3 separate regions of the Homo sapiens genome follow, and regions 2 and 3 are each linked to region 1. The links are chromatin contacts, found by Hi-C or POLR2A ChIA-PET in ENCODE. All regions are on one chromosome and are shown on one strand. Each heading gives the region's core, a stretch centred on a gene start or an enhancer-like site at or near the end of the contact. The rest is flanking DNA. Distances are from core to core; before and after follow the strand shown.

What was found. A loop is a pair of places that touch in the nucleus more often than their neighbours do. ChIA-PET counts read pairs that join two places held with the same protein, here RNA polymerase II (POLR2A).
Region 2: a map of PC-3 shows a loop between it and region 1 (5-fold over the local background). The contact joins the promoter of CDH2 here to the promoter of CDH2-AS1 in region 1. A Hi-C loop is called at or near these places in 1 of 168 maps with a recorded cell type or tissue (PC-3). POLR2A ChIA-PET finds 5 or more read pairs at or near these places in 4 of 52 experiments (AG04449, HEK293, PC-9 and 1 more).
Region 3: a map of PC-3 shows a loop between it and region 1 (2.0-fold over the local background). The contact joins the enhancer-like site here to the promoter of CDH2-AS1 in region 1. A Hi-C loop is called at or near these places in 2 of 168 maps with a recorded cell type or tissue (Calu3 and PC-3).

Annotation. Positions count from the first base shown.
Region 1 is chr18:27,919,885-27,923,033 of GRCh38, forward strand. It overlaps CDH2-AS1 (CDH2 antisense RNA 1), which reads left to right and starts at 1,710. Exons shown (of 4, transcript NR_199051.1): 1 at 1,710-1,864. RefSeq lists enhancers at 1,057-3,149, 1,393-2,592.
Region 2 is chr18:28,175,548-28,178,696 of GRCh38, forward strand. It overlaps CDH2 (cadherin 2), which reads right to left and starts at 1,583. Exons shown (of 16, transcript NM_001792.5): 1 at 1,416-1,583. The coding sequence starts at 1,475.
Region 3 is chr18:28,109,697-28,112,845 of GRCh38, forward strand. All of the region lies in intron 2 of CDH2 (cadherin 2), which reads right to left. Among named protein-coding and RNA genes, the nearest start is that of CDH2, 66 kb to the right of the region's middle. Within about 2 kb of position 1,498, at least 4 of the 41 ENCODE cell types and tissues checked have a DNase peak (open chromatin) inside an H3K27ac peak, as active enhancers do; they include PC-3, where a contact is called at or near this core.

The DNA of each region.
Region 1 (3,149 bases), core at 460-2,959:
GTTGGCTTGCATTTGAGCATAGTAAAACCTTGGCAATAATGCAGTTTAATCCTGAGTGTGGTATCAATGGAGAAAGGGGAGCAGTTGGATTTTTTTTTTTTTCTGCCTGTGGATACAATCTTAAGAAGAACAAATGGGAAAGAGTACTTCTTGGCACATATTGAGAAAAAAAAAAAACCTGCAGTGAGTCTCAAGATACCCAATTAAGATAAAATTAAATCATGCAAATATTGATCCAGTTAAATTTGCCATGGGTAAGCCTTATTATCAATCAAAATTTTTATATCAAATAGCAAAGAACTATAGAAAAGCCAAAATTATATATATATATAAAGAAATGAATGATATATATATATATATGTATATATATATCAGGGTATATATATATGTATATATATATCAGGGTATATATATATGTATATATATATCAGGGTATATATATATGTATATATATATCAGGGTATATATATATATATCAGGGGAACAGTAATAATAAAGAAAAACATATTTTATTTCACTTTTATTACTTGTGTTGGTAATTGACTCATAGTTTTGCTTTTGACTAATTATGCTTAAAATTTCAGACTCCTTCCCAGATGATTAGCATTCGTAGATAATGCGATACTCTCAAAAAACTAACATATTGCTTAAATAAGATGCACACAATTTTAGTCAACGTGCATATAACTAAATGCACAAAATGGACCACAGAATATCCACGAGCAACACAATGGCTCATGGCTCTGGATGTCCCTAGAAAATGACTACACATGAGTTCATGGATCAAAGTAATTGATGACAGTTTTATCACTGAAGTTATTCCTTGAGGAATTTAATACTGATTGATGTAGGCAAACATGTTTAATTCCACAAGTTTGAATGAATGCAAGTCTGAATTTTCTTTGTAAGTTTTTTTCTTCAATAATATGGTTTCCAAAAGCAAAGTCTCCATTGAAAAGTTTGCATTAAAGCAAACTCACAAAAAAACTCTTCCACAAGAAAAGTACAATTAGCCATGAATTTGCTTTATATTGTTTTCATTATTTAGGACATTATTCCAAGAGAGTTGATTGCTTTTAAGTCTACCAAATTATACACGCCCGTGTGAGTACAGACTGCATTAAAGCAGTCCTCTTTAGAGGTCACATTTCCCATTGATGCTGACCCTTCATCAAATGCTTTTGGAGTTCCTCTTTTGGAATTGTACTCAGAGCTTACAACACATTCAGGAAAATCCTCAGAGAATAACCTTAGTTCTTTGACAGTGGGTTTGATTTTCAAAAAGAAAGTTACGTAGCATTTGGTATAGTGATTAAAATGGGTGCTGAATCTGGTTAATGGAATTCTGAGCTAAACATGAGGCATGATTACAAATGATTGCTACTGCTCCACAGGACATTTAAGAAGGACTTTGCACCAATGGGACCTTTGTTAAAATGAGCATATAAACTTCCAAAGAACCTATCTTGAGGGACAATATTCATTTGTCTGCATAAGTTATGGCATTGACATTTTAACAAACAACACTTTATAATTCCTAGCAGTACAACGTTGAAGGCTGGTTAAGGTTTGCTGTCCCGAATGTGTCTCTGAGAGCCATTCTGTTTCTGCTAAGCTAGGGCTCTTTTCTGAGTCCTCTCAGCCACAGGGCGGGGCCGAGCCTCACGGTAGGCCCGCCTTTTTCAGCACCATCTCCCAAAATCTGCCCTGAGTTCCCACCTTTCTTCTAGCCTGCGTGGAAGGCTTCCTATGAAAGCTTCCCCTTTCTTCACACAGCCAGCAGCCTAGAGGCAGCAGGAAATCAAGACTGCTTCAAACAGGTGAAGAAGATGGCCGTGAAAGCCACAAGGTCATCCCCCTGAAGGTACTAATTTGTTGAAATTTTACTAAAATGAAATGGCTAACAAGTTCACTAAAGAAGACGTATAGCTGAGAGTCAACAGGAGCAGAGCCAGTGCTACTTTCACCCAAATAAACAAATGATATGCACACACCCCTCAGTTTCAGTAAAGAATCGGTTGGCAGAAGCTTTTCCTCTCCTGCCCTGACGGCGAGTTTTCTCCATAACTTGCTCCCGGGGTTCCCCTGCGGGTGTCCTCTCCCATCCAGACTGGCTGGCCATTCCCGGGACTAGACGGTGCTTAGGGCGATCGGGAGCTCTGATCCGGCCTGATTTTTCTGATCATCAGCTTCCTTTCTTTTTCATACTCTGATTCTAAAGATAAAGATAGAGCCAGTTTCTCCCCCTTTGGTGTTTCAAATTCCTTTCTCATGACTCTTCAGGCAGTACAGTGAAGAGATTAAGTGCACGACGTGGAATTCCGGCCTGTCTCCTTAATAGCCTTACGATCTACCTCACGGAAGTGTTATGAGGGTGGAATGAGTTAGTGCACATAAAGCCTGTAGCATGGTGCTTGGCCCAGAATAGGCCCTCAGCGAATGTTAGTTATTATGGTGATGATTAATACTTCAGTTTCTCTGTGCTCAGCAAACACCACCTCCCTGTGTGGGCACTGCATAATCCCCTCGCCACATATATTCAAGGTCCTACCCCTGTCTGCTTATGCTATGGTCTCTAAGGAGGAGCAATGGGGGATGCCTGTCACCTTCCAAGACTTTTATCTGAAACAGGCTTTATCTCGTTCTCTTTGGAGATTTTTCCCCGAGGCTCTTTTGTCCCCTATTTCAGAGCTTATTTTGCCTCCCTTTTGTGTTACATTTGCTTCTATAGGGGGGTAGAGTTGCCCTATTTACAAGAGTAGCTATCACCATGGTAACTTGGTATTTTGATACAGGCATGAAGCATTTCTGAGGGAAAAATAGGTCCCTTATTTTTCAGCTTTGGCATGTAGATGTATGGGAATCAAAATACTTGCCCAACATTATATATCTGGTTCAAATGTCAAAGCAAAGAAGCAAGTTTTGTGGATATTTTAAATAAGTATTGAGCAACCACAGCATGGTATCAATTGGGCAGAACATTCTCACAATTAATTCCTGCCGCTTAGGCATGAATGCCTGAAGGCAGCGTGGCGTATACTTTGGTGAACTCGTTCTCTGAATGAAAAAAATAATGGTACACATGGTTGGACAATAAAACATTGTGTTCACTCACATTGCAAAACGTGTCAGAGATGCCAGGTTGGAGT
Region 2 (3,149 bases), core at 333-2,832, 260 kb after region 1:
TAGGGGTTGCGGGAGAAAGCGCGAGAGACTGCGGAGGCCAGCCCCGTCCAGCCCCTGCCCCCGCCCCAGCAGCACTCACCCCCCGGCGGGCCGGAGCGCGCCAGGCCCTGACCCGTGAAGACCACGGAGCGGGGTAATCCACACCACCTGTCTCCACCCCCGGAGCAGGCACTTCCGAGCTGCGTCCGCACTTTTCGGGGCTGCCAGCTGGCAGTAGAGCACCTCTCCCCTTGCCCCGAGGGCGACAGGCAGGGGGACCCTCCGTGGATTTTCCTGCCCCGCGGCGAGGGTGGGCACGCCCCTTTCCCGCAACCTTCGAGGGACCCCACGGCAGGCGGAGACCGACTTGGGACCAGGGCACTGCACCCGCCCAGCTAGAGGGTCCCGGCCGAGGCTGTGTGAAGTGGCCTCCAGGCCTGGGCTGGCTGGTCGGGAGGAGCCTGGGGGCATCCTCGGGTTGGAGGCGGCGGAAAGTTGGGCTGCCCCCGGGCTGGGAACCCGCAGCGTGCAGTGGCGAGGGAACCTGCGCCCGGACTGGAGCAGGTGCTTCCTGCCGCGGAGGAGCCTCTTAGTAGAGATTAAATGAAAAGGCTCGCTGGCTCTCTCCCGAGGGTATGAAAAGTACGGAAGGCTCCAGGCAAAGGCGCCCCCGGGGCGCATATAGGGCACAGGCAGCCGGACAGAGAAAGGAGCAGCCGCGTAACGGAACTTCTCGCCCGGGGGAGATACTAGGCGTGAGAGGCCAGACTCGTTCTACAGGCAGGCGCTGACCGGCAGAGACTCCTCCGGGCAAGAGGGCCAGATTTTCTTTCCAGGTGGGACGAACACAGAATATTGTGAGGGCAAGAGAAGAAGAAAAGGAGGCAACTCCAGACTGGGATAAAGACAATAGGACAGTAGAGCCCTTGAGCACCGGGAGGCGCACGGGTGCAGGGTGGGGTAAGGTGGAGGCAAGTCCCGTAACTAAGACACCAGAGTGAGAATTCCTACTGTAAACTCGCGACCCATCCCTGCAGAAATAAACAAAAAAATTGGAGCAAAGTACTATGCGAGGGGCGAAAGGCACAGAAAACTGCAAAACCTGGGAGTTATCCTGCCTCACCCTCCTGCTGCCTGGGGACACCCCCCGCGAGCTTGCTCGGCCCCGAAGAAGGAGCAGAGGGGACCCGCAATCCAGCCCCTAGAGCCCCGCCAGGAAAGGCGCGAGAGACCTACTGGCCCCGGCAACCCTGCCCCGGCGCCCGGACGGAGCCCGATGCCTGCGCAGCTACCGGCCGCGCGGCGCGGCGCGGCGCGGCGTGGCACCTCCCTTCCCGGGTGCGCAGCCCGGCCCCGCAGCGGCGCGGGGAACAAAGGGACCCGGCGCCGCCCGCCCCACCCCGCCCGTGGCCCGGCCCGCGGGGACCGCCGCGTACCTGAAGCAGGGCCGCCAGCAGCGGCAGCAGGGTCCGCAGCGCTCCCGCTATCCGGCACATGGAGGCGGAGAGGGGCCGAGCGAAGAGCCGGAGGAGGCGGCGGCGGCGGCGGCGGCGGCGGAGGAGGAGGAGGCAGCGGCAGCACCAACAGCGGCGCGGAGAAACGGCTCCAGGCAGTTTCCACCCCCTTCCCTTCCCCTCCCCTCCCCACCCCCTTCTTCGCTGCTCTCCGCTCCCCGCCAATGGAGAGCGAGCTGATGACAAATAGCGGGCCGCGGAGTCCGCGGGACTCGCACCAGGAGTAATAAAACAGACCCAGAGATCAAGGAGCTGGGGAGGGGGCGGGGGAACAGGGAGGGAGAGCGTGTGAGCGTCTGCGAGTGTGTGGAGGCGGCTGCTGTGGCAGCGCAGGCGGCTCGGCTCCGGCCCGGAGCGCAGCGGAAGCCGCGAGGGATGCAGCGGCGGGGACCTTGGCCGGTGGAGGATGTGGAGGTGGAAGTGGAGCGGATGGCGCTCCCCAAGAGCTCCGCCACGCGAGGTTTCGGGCTCGTGGTTTTGCTTCCTCCGGGTCCCCGCTCCAGGGCCGCTCGGCGCGACGAAGACGCCGGGGACAGCGCCGCGGGGAGGGCGCTCCGGGTCGTGCGTGCTGCACCCACAAAGAGCAGCAGTCCCGCCACTCCGCGCCTCCGCTGCGTGGGGGCCGAGGGGCGCTTCTCGGCTCCTCTTTCCGGTCCCCCGGCGAGTTGGAGACTGTTCTCCGGCCTCGGCCGCAAGGGGGTGAGGCGAGGGGCCGGCGCGGTCTCTCCCGCCGCGGCTCCGTCCCGCGCAGCTGCTGCCGCAGCCGCCCCTGCTGCCCGCGCACCGGCACCCGCCCGCCGGTCCTCGCCCTGCGCCGCTCACTCGCGCGCGCCGCCCTCCGTCGCCGACCGCGCACCCCGCTCGGCCTCCGCTGCGCGACCTGGGCGAGCCGCCGCCGCTCTCCCCGCGCTCGCCCCACGCGCTGCCTGGCTGCGCGGCCCGCTCCCCTCTCCTATTCCTCCCGCCGCCGCCGCCGCCCTCGCCCCCGCCTCCCTCCTCCGCCGAGCCTCCCCGCCCGCGTCGTGGCCAATCGGAGGCCACCAAGCTGCGGCTGTAGCCGGCCGGATCCGCGGCAGCCGCCCGCCCCCGCCCCGCCGAAGCGCCCCGTATTTTGCTGCAGCCCGCGGGGGGTCGCCGGAGGGAAGCCTAGAGTGCGCCGAGCACCGCCCCGGCAGGTGGAGGGGCTGCGGGAAATAAAATAACTTGGGCAGGAACTTGATTGGTAGCAGGTTCATCTTTGGTCCGCGGTAGGGAATCTAATGGAGATGAAGAATGGTGGGGAAGGGGGGGCGGTGTCTCCTTGGGAGCCTAACGTACGCTTCTTTATTTTGTCATTCTTTGGAGATGGGTAATCTTTCCTGGCAGGGGCAGACACAGCAAACTAAGGACGCAGGCCAAGCTCATCCTAGCTATTGTTGTCTGAGGCGCTCGCCGGGAGCCACCTGCGGGCGGGGGAGGGCGGAGGCCGCGGCTCCTCTCTGGAGCTCGCACCTTCAGCTCCCACCCTTGAGGATGTACTGGAACAGCCCAAGTTTTTGTGTTCTTGTTTTGTTTTCTTTTGTCCCCTCTGGGAGTTTGAGAGTGCATGTTTGTTATTTTATTTGAAATCTCCCGTTTTCTATTTCTATTACTACCTGTTAGTGGTACTGTTCACAT
Region 3 (3,149 bases), core at 248-2,747, 190 kb after region 1:
AAAATCTCTTGACACTTTTCTCTAACACTTAAGTATATGAAACTCTTTTTTAAAAATTCCACGTCCAGGTAATCTGAAGATCAAGAAGAAAGCTTTTCTTACAGTTTATGAAATTATAGATTCTTACAATAACAAAAAGCACATAGTGTCAGCATGTATAAAGTGTTATTGATTCCTCTTTCATATGCCAAAATAGTACTTTCAAAAATGCGGGTTAACAAAGGCTATTCCTTTCCTTTTTTGAATGACTGCCCAAGAATGTACATACCATACTTTTGGAGAAAATCACTTTTGACAGAAGGAATTGTCATGGCAAGAGCATACAAATACAAGGCCATATGGTGTCCTTTTCTGAGGTAAGAGGCAATAACCCAACACACTTAGGAGTTTATTCCCTTTCTGAATTAAGAACTTGGTGTTGCCCATGTAAACACATGAAATGAGAACACACTCATGCTGTACTAATTACATACAGGGACCTCTGCTGTTATCTCCGCTGTTTAGCATTATCCCGTAGTTAATTCTGCTTTGCTTTAGTTGCAGCCAAAGACTAACATAACAAAACAGTGTCTCCCTACATGGGACCCTCTGTCAGCCACATGCTTTCACTGCATAAATTATTTCTTGAGAATGAACCTGAGCCCTTTGTGAGATGCTGAGTTAAGGCCAGGAGTAAGAGACTGCTGCAGCCACTTCAGCCAGGAATTCAGTCAGAATCAAATTTAGGAAAAAGGGAGTAATGCAGACAGACCAAGAAAAGAAGTCAGTTGACTGCGGCCAAATGCACACAGCAATGGCCAATTCTCATTGCAAAAGCCTTTGCTTTTGTTCCTCATGCCTGAAATAACGACTCTGTTCTGCAAGCTACTGGGCCAATCTACCTAAGCAATAGCAGGAGTCATGAGAAGTGGGATCATGAATATAGATGCTTTTGGGAAACTAAAAGTAGACTGAGGATTTCTTTTTGCCACTAAAAGAAAGAAATTAATGATCGTGAAATCAATGCATACTGTAATTGCTAAAGTGAATATGTTATTTACTGCAACAAGAATTCAAATGAAAAAGACACCTATATCTATATAGGCTGCAATGGAGGCCAAAGAGAGGTGGTAAGATGTGGCCAAAGGTATCCAGCTGCACAGGACAAAGATGGCTATAGAACCCAAACCACTATTCTCTAAATTGTTGGTTCTCTTCGCCAAGCCACGCTCTCTCCGGGGTCCACTTCTAGATCAAGCAGGACTCGGAGTACATCAAGCTAAATGAGGTTAGCATGAGAAAGGAAAGAGGCTGAAAAAGAAAGAAAATGCCCATCCAGCCATCGGTCTGTGCAGAGTCATGGAAGATGGGCCTTCTTGCTCAGTGTTGCAAAAAGAGAGTTCTTATCAGCTCTCCTATCGACTCCCAAGCCCAGTCTGCAGTGGCGCCCCTGGCCTACTTACAGGCATTGGAAAGAGGCAAATCAAATGCTGCCAGGGAAGAAAACAACAGAGGAGGACTTCTATTATCAAACCTCAAAGCCTCCGCAGCTTAGCCTCAGCCTTCTCCTCTGTCCCGGAGCCCACTTGCTGACCTAGACAGAGATATTTCGAGGCATGGGTGTAGCACGTGCATACGTGACCCCAATCCCAAACCCCCAAGCAATGAAATTTCATCTGGATTTTCAATATTAGTTAGCATAACTTTGGAACAGAAGTGGCTTTTTAAAAGACTGAAAACATGTATTCGAGGTAAGAATGTTGTCCACATCAAAGAAAAAGAAGGAAAGCACTCCGTCCTATAATTTGTGGGAGCAAAACGATAATCTTAGAAACGATCTATCCAAGACCTAGCATTTTATAAATGAACTGAGAATCAGAGAGGCAGGTGCCGGCTCTCTGAAATTCAAAACACTGAGTTCCCAGATGTCTTGATCAACCTGAAACTTTTGAGTGAAGTCAAACCCTGGCAGAAAGAACACTCAACCTCAATGTCAGAGTGCCAAATTTTGCGTTAACCCATGCTATCAATTAGCATAAAGATTGAAAATGTCATTCACCTGTTTAAACCCAGTATACTAATATGCAACAGGGAAAGATTAAGAGCTTGAAACACATGATCTTTCAAGTTTTTTTTCTCAGATGTAAAGTTCTATGATTCTGTTCTGAACTGAATAAGAATAAATAACAAGAAAAAAATGTAAACAGTTTAAACTGCAGTTAAAATAATTACTTTCAAAATTTTAAACTAACAAACTTTTACAAGTATACCCTCATTTTTTATAGATTTTCTTCCCTGGCCTCTGCCACACATATTCTTCTATCTACAAAACTAGAAGGACAGTCTGACCTTAGCATTTAAGGGTAACAGACAATGAGCCCGACAGACAATTAGCTGTTAACAGTTAGATATATTTAGCATTTAAGAAATGTACTATCAGTACACTGAAAGTATTTGGAAAGTTTAGTCATCAGCAGATAGAGCATGAATCACGTCCATGTCACCAGCAGACCACTTATCTAATCACCCCCACTATAAATGCAAGACTCTGTGTCTCCAGAGCTGGTTTGTTTCATATTTTAGCTCCACGGTCACAGGCAAATTCACTGAACCAAAATAAAACCTTCTGACTTGCTGTTTTCACTGTCCTAAAATGGGTTAGTGATGTCTTGCCCACAGAATTCCACACCATGATCTGAATGAGTGGAAAAAGATTCTGTCTGGCTCACAGCAGAGATGATACCAAATGGCCAGTAAAGAGGCCGACTCAAATTCCTTTGAAGGAGGCACCGAGGTGGTGGATTCAGCAAAAGGCTGTGAAGTTTATGTAAAATTTCACTCATAACTTCAAACGCACTTAAAATAAGTTAACAGGCAGGTTTTCTAAAAGAAAGTTTCTTAAAACTACATTATAGTTCTCATGATCATCTTTTTAATAAGCCAATAACCTTTACTACCATGAAGTATGTAGGCTCTTATAAATATCTTCTAATTAGTCATTCAAACCTTGTTTTACAGGAAAAGAGAAAAACAACAACAACAACAACAACAATTTCCCGAGGATCCCTGCCCACATTCAGAGTAGCAGATTTACCTACTTCAAAGTGGAGATCAAAGCCACACTCTAAGGCTCCTTATTTCCACAGGCTGGCAAGCAAACAAGGCATACA